Linked DNA regions of Mus musculus: region 2 is linked to region 1. The links are chromatin loops, found by intact Hi-C in ENCODE. Cell type or tissue: heart. All regions are shown on one strand. Links, peaks and the distances in the headings refer to the core of each region. The heading gives the core; the rest is flanking DNA.

What was found. A loop is a pair of places that touch in the nucleus more often than their neighbours do. Peaks named below come from ENCODE experiments on the same cell type or tissue, not always from the same donor. Only the 100,000 strongest peaks of a DNase experiment are listed, where the experiment ranks them.
Region 2: it touches region 1 in a loop (7-fold over the local background); 3 of 42 quality-filtered maps call a loop at or near these places.

Annotation. Positions count from the first base shown.
Region 1 is chr10:84,530,960-84,535,746 of GRCm38, forward strand. Ckap4 (cytoskeleton-associated protein 4) reads right to left here and starts at 2,929. Exons shown (of 2, transcript NM_175451.1): 1 at 2,488-2,929. The coding sequence starts at 2,907. In heart, for the core only: a CTCF peak has its summit at 2,613 (motif pointing right); DNase peaks (open chromatin) are centred at 1,452, 2,532 and 3,172; H3K4me3 peaks cover 2,500 bases; H3K27ac peaks cover 2,494 bases.
Region 2 is chr10:84,595,692-84,600,478 of GRCm38, forward strand. All of the region lies in intron 6 of Tcp11l2 (t-complex 11 (mouse) like 2), which reads left to right. Among named protein-coding and RNA genes, the nearest start is that of Tcp11l2, 21 kb to the left of the region's middle. In heart, for the core only: a CTCF peak has its summit at 2,748 (motif pointing left); DNase peaks (open chromatin) are centred at 1,880 and 2,670.

The sequences.
Region 1 (4,787 bases), core at 1,181-3,680:
AATGCCTTCCTGTTCTAAGCACAGCACTGAAAATAGAAGCATGGGGGTGAGCCCAGAGCCTGCAACATGGCAGGCTACCTTCAGTGTTTTCTCAATGGACCAAAGAATGGAGGAATTCAGAGCACTGCCTGATAAAGCCTGGGCAGGCCGAGCTCCTATTTAATCCCAGGTTGGCACTTCACAAATGGCTAGGAAGTTAATCAGATCAGAAACTATTACCAGTCCCCCAAGGAACCCAGTGTCTCCCCTTCTGAGGTCATGGGGTGTGTGTGTGTGTGCTTCTTTATGCACAAAGTGCTCATAACAGTTAAAATGTACTGGATGGATGTCTGTCCTTTTGACATGTGGGGGATGTCTGCTGTGTGGTGCGTGAATGCCAGCGACGGAATAATGGCTGCAACTCCATCCCTGCCTTTGTGGAGCCTTCTGGGGTAACAGTGGACAGGCCGGTGCTACTACTAATGGCTGACAGTCAACGGGGCTGTCGCAGGCATACAGAGGCCAGACACTGACTGCTCTCCCTGTTCACTTGTTTGTGTGTTTGTTTGTTTCTTTGACACAAGGTCTCTTACTGGAGCTGGAGTACCCCGATTTGGCTGGACAGGCCGGCTGGCAAACTCCAGAGATACCTCCTGTCTGTGCCTCCCCAACAATGGGATTCCAAGTGTGGACTTTTACACAGGCCCGAGAAATCTGAACCCATGTTCTTATGCTTTCACAGTAAGCACTTTACCAGCTGGGCTATCCCCAATCCCAGTTCTTACAAACCTTGATGGCGCCTTCCTCTTGCCTGGAGAATGAGAAACAGGCTCAAAGAGGAAAGCGATTTGCATACAGCTGTGAATGGGAAGGGGTAAAACCAACAAAGAGACCAAAAGGCAACATAGGAACTAACACCCATGTTCTTCAACCTGGATCTAACCACTTTGGGCTCAAGCTTCCAACTTCCCCTGTATTCTGTCACTGGAAGGCTAGCTACCTTCTGTCCTTCAGGTATAGTCGAGATTGTCCCCTTACCTGTATGGGGTCATGCCATCTCCTGATACTTCTAATGACCAGCCCTGTCCCACATACAAACCCACAAGCCCTTTCTTCTCAAAGTGTGCATAAGTTCCCCACCCCTGAAACCTACTTAGGATGCCACTTCACAAGCTTGATCTGCGCCTTTTCCTCCTCCATATCCTCCACAGGGCTCACGCACAGCCATACAACTATCAGGCTTCAATAAATATTATGACTGATTAGGAAGAGAGGAAACGGGCTAGCGATCAGACTCCCGCGGGGTGTCTGTGTTCTTAGGATGGTCTGACATTCAGCAGGCAGAGCAGAATCGCCCACTTCATTTCCCCAGCTAAGTCACCTCCCTTGGCCTACACCACTTCACAGGCTGACTCACTCCAGTTGCTCTTCCAGTCTTGAGAGGAAATTCCTAGTGGTGCACACTCAACAAAAAAGTAGGGACTTGGCAGGGCAAGCGGCATGCTGGGAAAGGAGGCCGTGGTTCCGGGCTCAGAAATGGCGGGATTTTTTGTTTCCGTCCAGCAAGTGCGTTTCATTGAGCAAGGATGTGGGTGGAGAGGATGGAGAAGGCACTAGAGGGAAGGGGGCTACACTTGGGCTGGAAGGGTAGAAACTGAGCAGTTTGCCATGAGAGTTGTCTGGTCATTCCTGAAACAGCTCGCTGGGGAATCCTTCCTCACGAATGGCCCACACTTTCTTCCACAATCTGCGACTCAAGCCAGCTGTGGTCTGTGTCAACTCACTTTGTGTCTCTTAAACCTCAATATTCGGGTCTGGAAAATGGAGTCAAATTTGTCAGCCCTCTCTTCCTCCCTCTAGTTAACTCTTTGAGTGAGGAAATAAAATACATGAATACGCTGTCTACACACCACATAAGTGTGATCTAATACTTCTGGCCTGTGTTTCCCCTAAAGCTGGAGTAGGCGACTTCAAAGGCCCACATGGGCTCCTTGGTCCAGCTAAGGACAAGGGACCTAAAGATAGACGTTTCATCTGAACTTAGCAAATGACTAAGCTCACTAGCTTCCCCCACCCCCACCCCCAAAACTCTAGGTCTATTAAAAACTGGCTCGGGTGACTCCTACTGGCATAGCCAAGGTGAAGTCTTGACTAGAGGCTTCCGGGGATGCGATGATTTCCCTTCCAGGCTCCTGTTCGGGCAACTCTGTCCATTCAACGGTTCCTAATGCAAAAAGAATGGGCTACGTAGAGCCTGCCGGCTTCCTTACAGGTCACCGCTAATGTCCTGTGACAGGCCCTTGGCCCATCCTCCCCCAATGGTCTGGCCATCCTCAGAGTCCGCTCCATCCCTCTCTGAGACCATTAACAAAGCGGGTCTGGGACCGCCCTGGCGACTAGGGCGCTGGGGTCCCAGCTCTTGCCACAGGGCCTGGGCAGGAAAGGACCAGGGCCCCTTCAGGGAGGGCAGGAGTAGAGTCCCGACCCCGCAAAAGCTGGAGTACCCACCTTCTGCTCGACGCCCTGCAAGCCCTGGCCCAGCTCATCCCTCTGACGGGAGAAGTCCTGGTGGCCACGCCGGACCTGCTGGACCTCCTCCAGGACGTGATGGACATACCAGCCCGAGAAGGCGGCCGCCGCCACCAGGGAGAGGTAGAAGAGAAAGTTGAGCACCCGGCCAAGCCTGCGCGAGCAGGACGCGGAGGACGCGTTGGCGGTGGCGGCTGAGGACCGGCCGCGGTGGCCGCCCCGGTGCGCCTGGTTCTGCGGGTGCTGCGGCGGGTGCGGCGCGGGAGGCTGCGGCTGCTGCGGCGCCGCCGGCGGCTTCTTCGCCACGTCATCCGCGCCGCCCGACGGGTGGGCGCCCTTGTCCGAGGGGCTCGCGGCGCCGTGGCCGCCCTTGGAGCCCCTTTGTTTGGCCGAGGGCATGGCGGCGGCGGCGGCTCGGCGGGATGGGCGAGCGGGGCGCGCGGCCCGGGACGCTGGCTCCGGCTCCCACGGGGACTGCGCGGGCGGCACGCGGGCGCAGCGGCGTCGGAGCGGCCGGGAACGTGGGGCGACGAGGAAGGAGGCCGGCCGCGGAAGGAGGAGGGGGCCTGGCTCCGCCGCCGCCGCGGCGCCGACCCCGCCTCCCGGGAAGGGAGGCCGAGCCCAGCCCGAGCGCCTGCCACGCAAGCGGGCCGCCGCCCCTCCTCCCTTCGCTGCGACCCCGCGGAGGGCGGGCGGAGCCCGGCGGGGCGAGGCTGGGCGCGGCTGCCCGGATGGCTGAGACTCCCAGTGCCCCGGCTACCCTCGAGAGGAGTCAGCGGGGTGGGGGTGCCTCCTGAGCACTGTGCTGAGCACGATCCCCACCCGGGCCGAGGGGGAGTGCTAGGGGGAGCGGAAAGCACGGTTCTGGAAGGTGGGGACAGGACGGGGGGGGGGGGGGTCAGACGCCCTACTTGCCCACCACTAAGCCGGGAACACCCCTCCTCTAAGGCCGCCCTGCAGCCGGGCCAGGCCTGTCTCTTCCCGAGAATTTTTGGGCTCGAAGGACTCTGCACCCAAGCACCTTGGGTATGGACTAGAACTTGTCCTAGGGAGCTGAGTTACTGAGTTATTGAGTTACTGAGTTACAGACCCTCTTTGCCTGGGCAGTAGACTGTATGCAACACCCCCAGGCCCCTTGGTTCTCTTTTCTTTTGGGGTATCATACAGTCTCTCCACAGCTCCAGTTCCTGACAGGCTCTGGGTTGAGTGTAGAGAAGCCATCAGCACCCTCACTTAGAGGGACACAGGTTGAGGTTGTCACTTCCACATTTGTAAAAAGAAATATAGCAGTGCCAGACCTGTGCTTATCAGCTGGTATGGGCTCTAAAATCCTCGCAAAAGCTTTGAACGGTTGAGATTACATTTGCCCATTTTATAGGAAACACACAAGGCTGAGCCTCGACCCCAACAGAATGCCTCAAGGTCCCACACAGCCGTGTTTTGAACCTTGGGCTGATGCTTCTGAAGCCCATGGGTGAGTCTTCACTCATGACTGGGAGGGAAACCAGAGCCCACCATCAGTGCAGATCATTGGTAATACCAATCTGGACCTTTTCCCCTGCACCTGGCTCCCGCAGTCCTAGTGTGTACTTCTGCGCGGCAGAAGTAGGGATGCTATTTCTTCTGTCTGTAACTTCCTCCCAATCTGCTTAGAAGGGGGAAAAAATTAGAAACAAAACTGGAATCTTCCCATGTTCAAATACCACCACTTCCATACTTTGGTGGTCACATGCCCGACAATACCCCTCTTGAGAAAAGTATTTTCGAGGAGACACTGAATGTGCAACTTTACAAGGGCAAAACTTTGCTGAAGGCCCACTGTGTGCCAGAGAGATGTCTGTCCACTGCTAGAGGCACCTTCCTCAAGGACAATCTTGTTGCTCCTCATTCTTTTCGTAAATCACCTTTAAAATCTGAATAGGCACATATGTGCCTGTGATCACGGGCTCTGGGTCCTGGCAGGGGGTGGGGGTGGGGGTGGGGGAAAGCATGTTTTAATGTTTTAAAAACCAACGCCTAAGAACCGAGACAATAAATGAAAAGAGAACTTGGAAAGCAAACCGTGAGCTGTACACAGAGTAGAGAATGAGGAATAATTTGGAGAATGAATTTGCATAGTAGGAGAACAGGAAGGCTATTTCTGAGCAGGAAGTGGGGTAAGCCCAGGACACCTGTCTTGACTAGAAGGGTGTGTGCTGTGTATAGAGAATGGCTGCCCATTGCAAAAGGCCACAAAATAAGGTAGCAAAAGAAGCAGGAGAGTCACTGCTATTGTGGGG
Region 2 (4,787 bases), core at 1,488-3,987, 65 kb after region 1:
CCATAAACTTTAAGATATTGTCTGACACTAGTGTGGAGATGCCAGGTCAGCATTTGGCTGTGAGAATCCAATGTCGGGAGACATGGATACATACTGGGGCTCATCAGTGTATTTCTGCTACATAAAGCTATAGAAGTGGGCCATTGACACTTAAAGTGTTTAGCACATTCTAACCACTTTGCCTATATGAACTAAATCATTATAAGTACATGACATTGCCTCCCACTTTATAAATGGGGGAAATGAGGCATAGAGAGGTTGAATCGCTTGCTTCTGAATTGCACCTTATAAAGTATGGAGCTAGACTCACCCAGGCAGACAGTACAGTCAGCGCTCTTGCCATTCTTATGCATGAGGTAAAACAGCCATAGGGAGTGAGTGTAGATGCTGAGGGAACTGGTCATGAAGTATAGGAGGAGGGAAGTCAAGGGGAGTGGCATCCTGCTGGAACGTAGGGGAAGCTTGAGTGGATGTGACAGGACCTTTTCAGTAGTCAAGAGAGATGAAAGTCAAGACTTGACCACTGGATTTGACCAATGAGGATTATTGATAACTTTGATGGGCGCACTTTCAGTAGGTGTATGACTGGAGAGAAGGCAGAGAGGAATGGGGCTGGTAAATACTGCCTCATTTGGTCAAGTACCCAGCGAGGTCCCTCCTGTTACCCTTTATTTTCCTACCGAAAAGCTTGAGGTGCCATGGCAGCTCACTGGCAACTGGGTTGGGTGGGATTTTATTAGCTGTGATCTAAGGCTGTTGGGTGGCTTCCTGCAGGACCACTGTTAACAGAGTTGAGCTTTTCCATCACAGCGGTAGCATCATAGCAGTATGTGAACAGGGCACAATGGGTGCTGCTCTTAAATGGGTTCCTGTAAACTGGAGCACACCCAGGGGAGCACATAGAGTGTGGAAGCCGCTTGAGGAATGGCCATACAATTAAGTGTGGTTTTATGCAGGTTACCAAGGTTCATTCCCCTTTGGTATCAATGTAGAGACCTTTATTAAGCTCTTTAGGGCAAATTAAAATCTTCATGAGGAAATAATAGACAGGAGGTTTGACCCTCCCAATAATCAATTGAAGCTGTCTGAATTTGGAGATAGGCTTCTCTTTATTGCTGGTGGTGATGCTGTGACCTTCTGTGACTCTTTTTTCATTGGTTGGTTCATTCATGTCTGTGAGAGGTTGGCACTGTTCTCACGCTCTGTTTACGTAGGAGGAAACAGGTTATGTTATAGGAGATCCTGGATAACCCAGATGCTTCTCTGTCTTAGAGCACGCATCTTTTTCTTTTTTTTCTTTTTCTTTTTCAAGACGGAGTTTCTCTGTGTTGCCCTAGCTAGCCTGGAACTCAGAAATCTGACTGCCTCTGCCTCTCAAGTGCTGGCATTAGAGGTGTGTATACATGTCTGCCTCTCCTGGAATGAGACACTGACTGTCAGTGGGGCATACAGCAGAGGGTTCTATGGTATCAGCTAATTGGTGAGACTAGGTCACTAAAGACTTCAGTAATAAAAGCTCTGTGACTTCAAGGACTCTATTTTAGCTCCATTGAAAAAGAGATTGGAATTTAAAAAAAAATGCCTGAACGTGTCTCTGTTCTCAGCTTCAGCTTCCTGAGGCTCAGTGGCGGGGTCATGTGTGCCCGTGTGTCCCTAGACAGTCATGCCATCAATTCAGACAGCTGTAAATTGAGTGCAAACTACTCAATACCTGCTGCCTCTAGCTTGGTTTATCTCAAATTATTTGCTTCTTCTTAAAATTTAGGTGACCTTGTCTTCACCTTTCATGTTGACTTGGCTCTTTTCCACAGATTTAGTAATATAGCAAGGCCAGTTATGCTTTGCTTAGCTACAGAAATCAGGAGTGCAGGAAGCAGAGTGTATGTCAGCTGTTAATTATATCCCAAGTCACTCTGCCAAAAAGTTGGCCCTGGCTCTGATATCAAAATAAGAGTCTTACAAGAATTATTAACACAAAAGGACATAAGTCTTACTGGAGTTTTTGGTGCATGCCTGCATATATATGAATGTGTGCATCTGTATTTGTGTGTATTTGTGTATATGTATGTGTACACATAGCATATACTTTCTCTTTTCCTATGGCCTGCTGATCAGGATGTAAAACTCTCAGCTTCCTTTCCAGTAACATGTCTGCCTGTGTGCTGCCTTGCTTTTCCACATTATGATAATGTGGCCAGCCTCCAATTAAATGTTTTCCTTTATAAGAATTGCCCTGGTCAAGCTGGGCGTGGTGGCGCACGCCTTTAATCCCAGCACTCAGGAGGCAGAGGCAGGTGGATTTCTGAGTTCAAGGCCAGCCTGGTCTACAGAGTGAGTTCCAGGACAGCCAGGGCTATACAGAGAAACCCTGTCTGGAAAAACCAAAAACAAACAAACAAACAACAACAAAAAAAAAGAATTGCCCTGGTCGGTCATGGTGTTTCTTCACAGCACGAGAAACTCTAAGACAAACTCTAAGCCAGATATTGTCATGTATGCCTGTAATCCCAGAACCCAGAAGACTGAGGCAGGAGGATTGCTGTGAGTTTGAGGCTCACTTTGACTATGCTCTTGAGTATTAAAGAGCTTAGGTTATGTAATAAGATCCCTGTCTCAAAACAAACAAAAGGGCTAGAGAGAAGGCTCAGCCATTACGAGCACTGACTGTTCTTCCAGAGGTCATGAGTTCACTTCCTAACATCCACATGGTGGCTCACAACCATCTGTAGTGGGATCTCATGCCCTCTTCTGGTGTTTCTGAAGAGAGCAACTGCATACTCACATACATAAAATAAATCTAAAGCAACAACAAACCCAAAATAACAAAACAAACAAACAAAAAACAAAAGCAACCAAAGCAGCAACACAGAAGGAGCATGACCTCGAGAATTGTACCCCAAGTAAGGAGTGAGCTGTGGAAGCCGGGTCTCCCAAATCCAAGTCCAAACTAACCTGTGACTTTTATCTCTTTCTTTGGATTTTTCCCTAAGCTGGGTTGTGTTACAGGCAACAGAATCCAACTCTAGCTAGCATAAATAAATAAATAAATAAATAAATAAATAAGTGAATGAGCAAGCCAACCAGCCTGAGCCACACCAGGACAAGTCAAGGAAAGCCAGACTGTATTAGCAGATGGGTTAAGATGGTTAAGATTGCTTCAAACAAGGGACATCCTTGAACACTGTAGTAGCAGTGAGTTCCTCAGAAGAGCCCAGTGGGCCTCAACTTAGCTGGACTAACCTCTGGTTAGGGAGGCTGGGCTTGGGCCTCTTTTTTTTTTTTTTTTTACTTTTTTTTGTTTTTCTTCTTTTTTTAATTAATTAATTAATTAATTAATTATATGTGTATACACTGTAGCTATCTTCAGACACTCCAGAAAAGGGCATCAGATTTTTGTTACGGATGGTTGTGAGCCACCATGTGGTTGCTGGGATTTGAACTCAGGACCTTTGGAAGAGCAGTCGGTGCTCTTAACCACTGAGCCATCTCACCAGCCCCCCAGGCTTGGGCCTCTTAATTGATAATCTGAAAAGAAGACATGAAAAAGGAAACATGGCAGAAAAAAAAAGAAAAAGGAAACATGGAAAAAAAATAAAAGAATAGATGTCATGGACAACTGAACATTGGAGCACTTATCTAGATGTCCCTGCCACGGCGCTACGCTTTCTATGTTTCTACTTCCTGCTGCACTGGAAACGCCTCCAGAGCCTGGGCTGTGTTTATTCATCTCTGAGTGCCTAGTACTTGGTACAGTACCCATCACATAGGAGGTCCTCAGTATGTCCCATTGCACAGATGAGCAAATGGAGAAGCTCTTTTTTTTTTTTTTTTTTTTTTGCTGTTTATATATATTTTTTTTTATTAGGTATTTTCCTCGTTTACATTTTCAATGCTATCCCAAAAGTCCCCCATACCCACCCACCCCCAATCCCCTACCCACCCACTCCCCCTTTTTGGCCCTGGGGTTCCCCTGTACTGGGGCATATAAAGTTTGCAAGTCCAATGGGCCTCTCTTTGCAGTGATGGCCGACTAGGCCATCTTTTGATACATATGCAGCTAGAGTCAAGAGCTCCGGGGTACTGGTTAGTTCATAATGTTGTTCCACCTATAGGGTTGCAGTTCCTTTTAGCTCCTTGGGTACTTTCTCTAGCTCCTCCATTGGGGGCCCTGTGATCCATCCAATAGCTGACTGTGAGCATCCACTTATGTGTTTGCTAGGCCCCGGCATAGTCTCACAAGAGAGAGCTATATCAGGGTCCTTTCAGCAAAATCTTGCTAGTGTATGCAATGGTGTCAGCATTTGGAAGCTGATTATGGGATGGATCCCTGCATATGGCAATCACTAGATGGTCCATCCTTTCGTCACAGCTCCAAATTTTGTCTCTGTAACTCCTTCCATGGGTGTTTTGTTCCCATTTCTAAGAAGGGGCAAAGTGTCCACACTTTGGTCTTCGTTAAGTAGACTTGGGGAGGTTCCACGATTCCTCACCCATGGACCAGTCAGTGCACCGGCTTTGCAGAGTGGAATCTCAGTATACAGCTGGGAGAGGCAGAAGTGCCTTCTGCTTCTCTGGTCCTGTGCAGTTCTGGCCGTGTGTTAGCCTGGCCTGGGTCACTTAGACACTCATGCCCAAGCCTGACCTGAGACTCATTAAATCACAAACTCCAAGGTCTGGGAGCTGTGCCCAGAATGGTTGGTTTTCTTTTTTAAATCCCTTCGGGTGATTCTAAAGGCAGTCAGAATTGGAATCTACCAAGCCACACTGTAGCTTTAGTTGGAGATAAC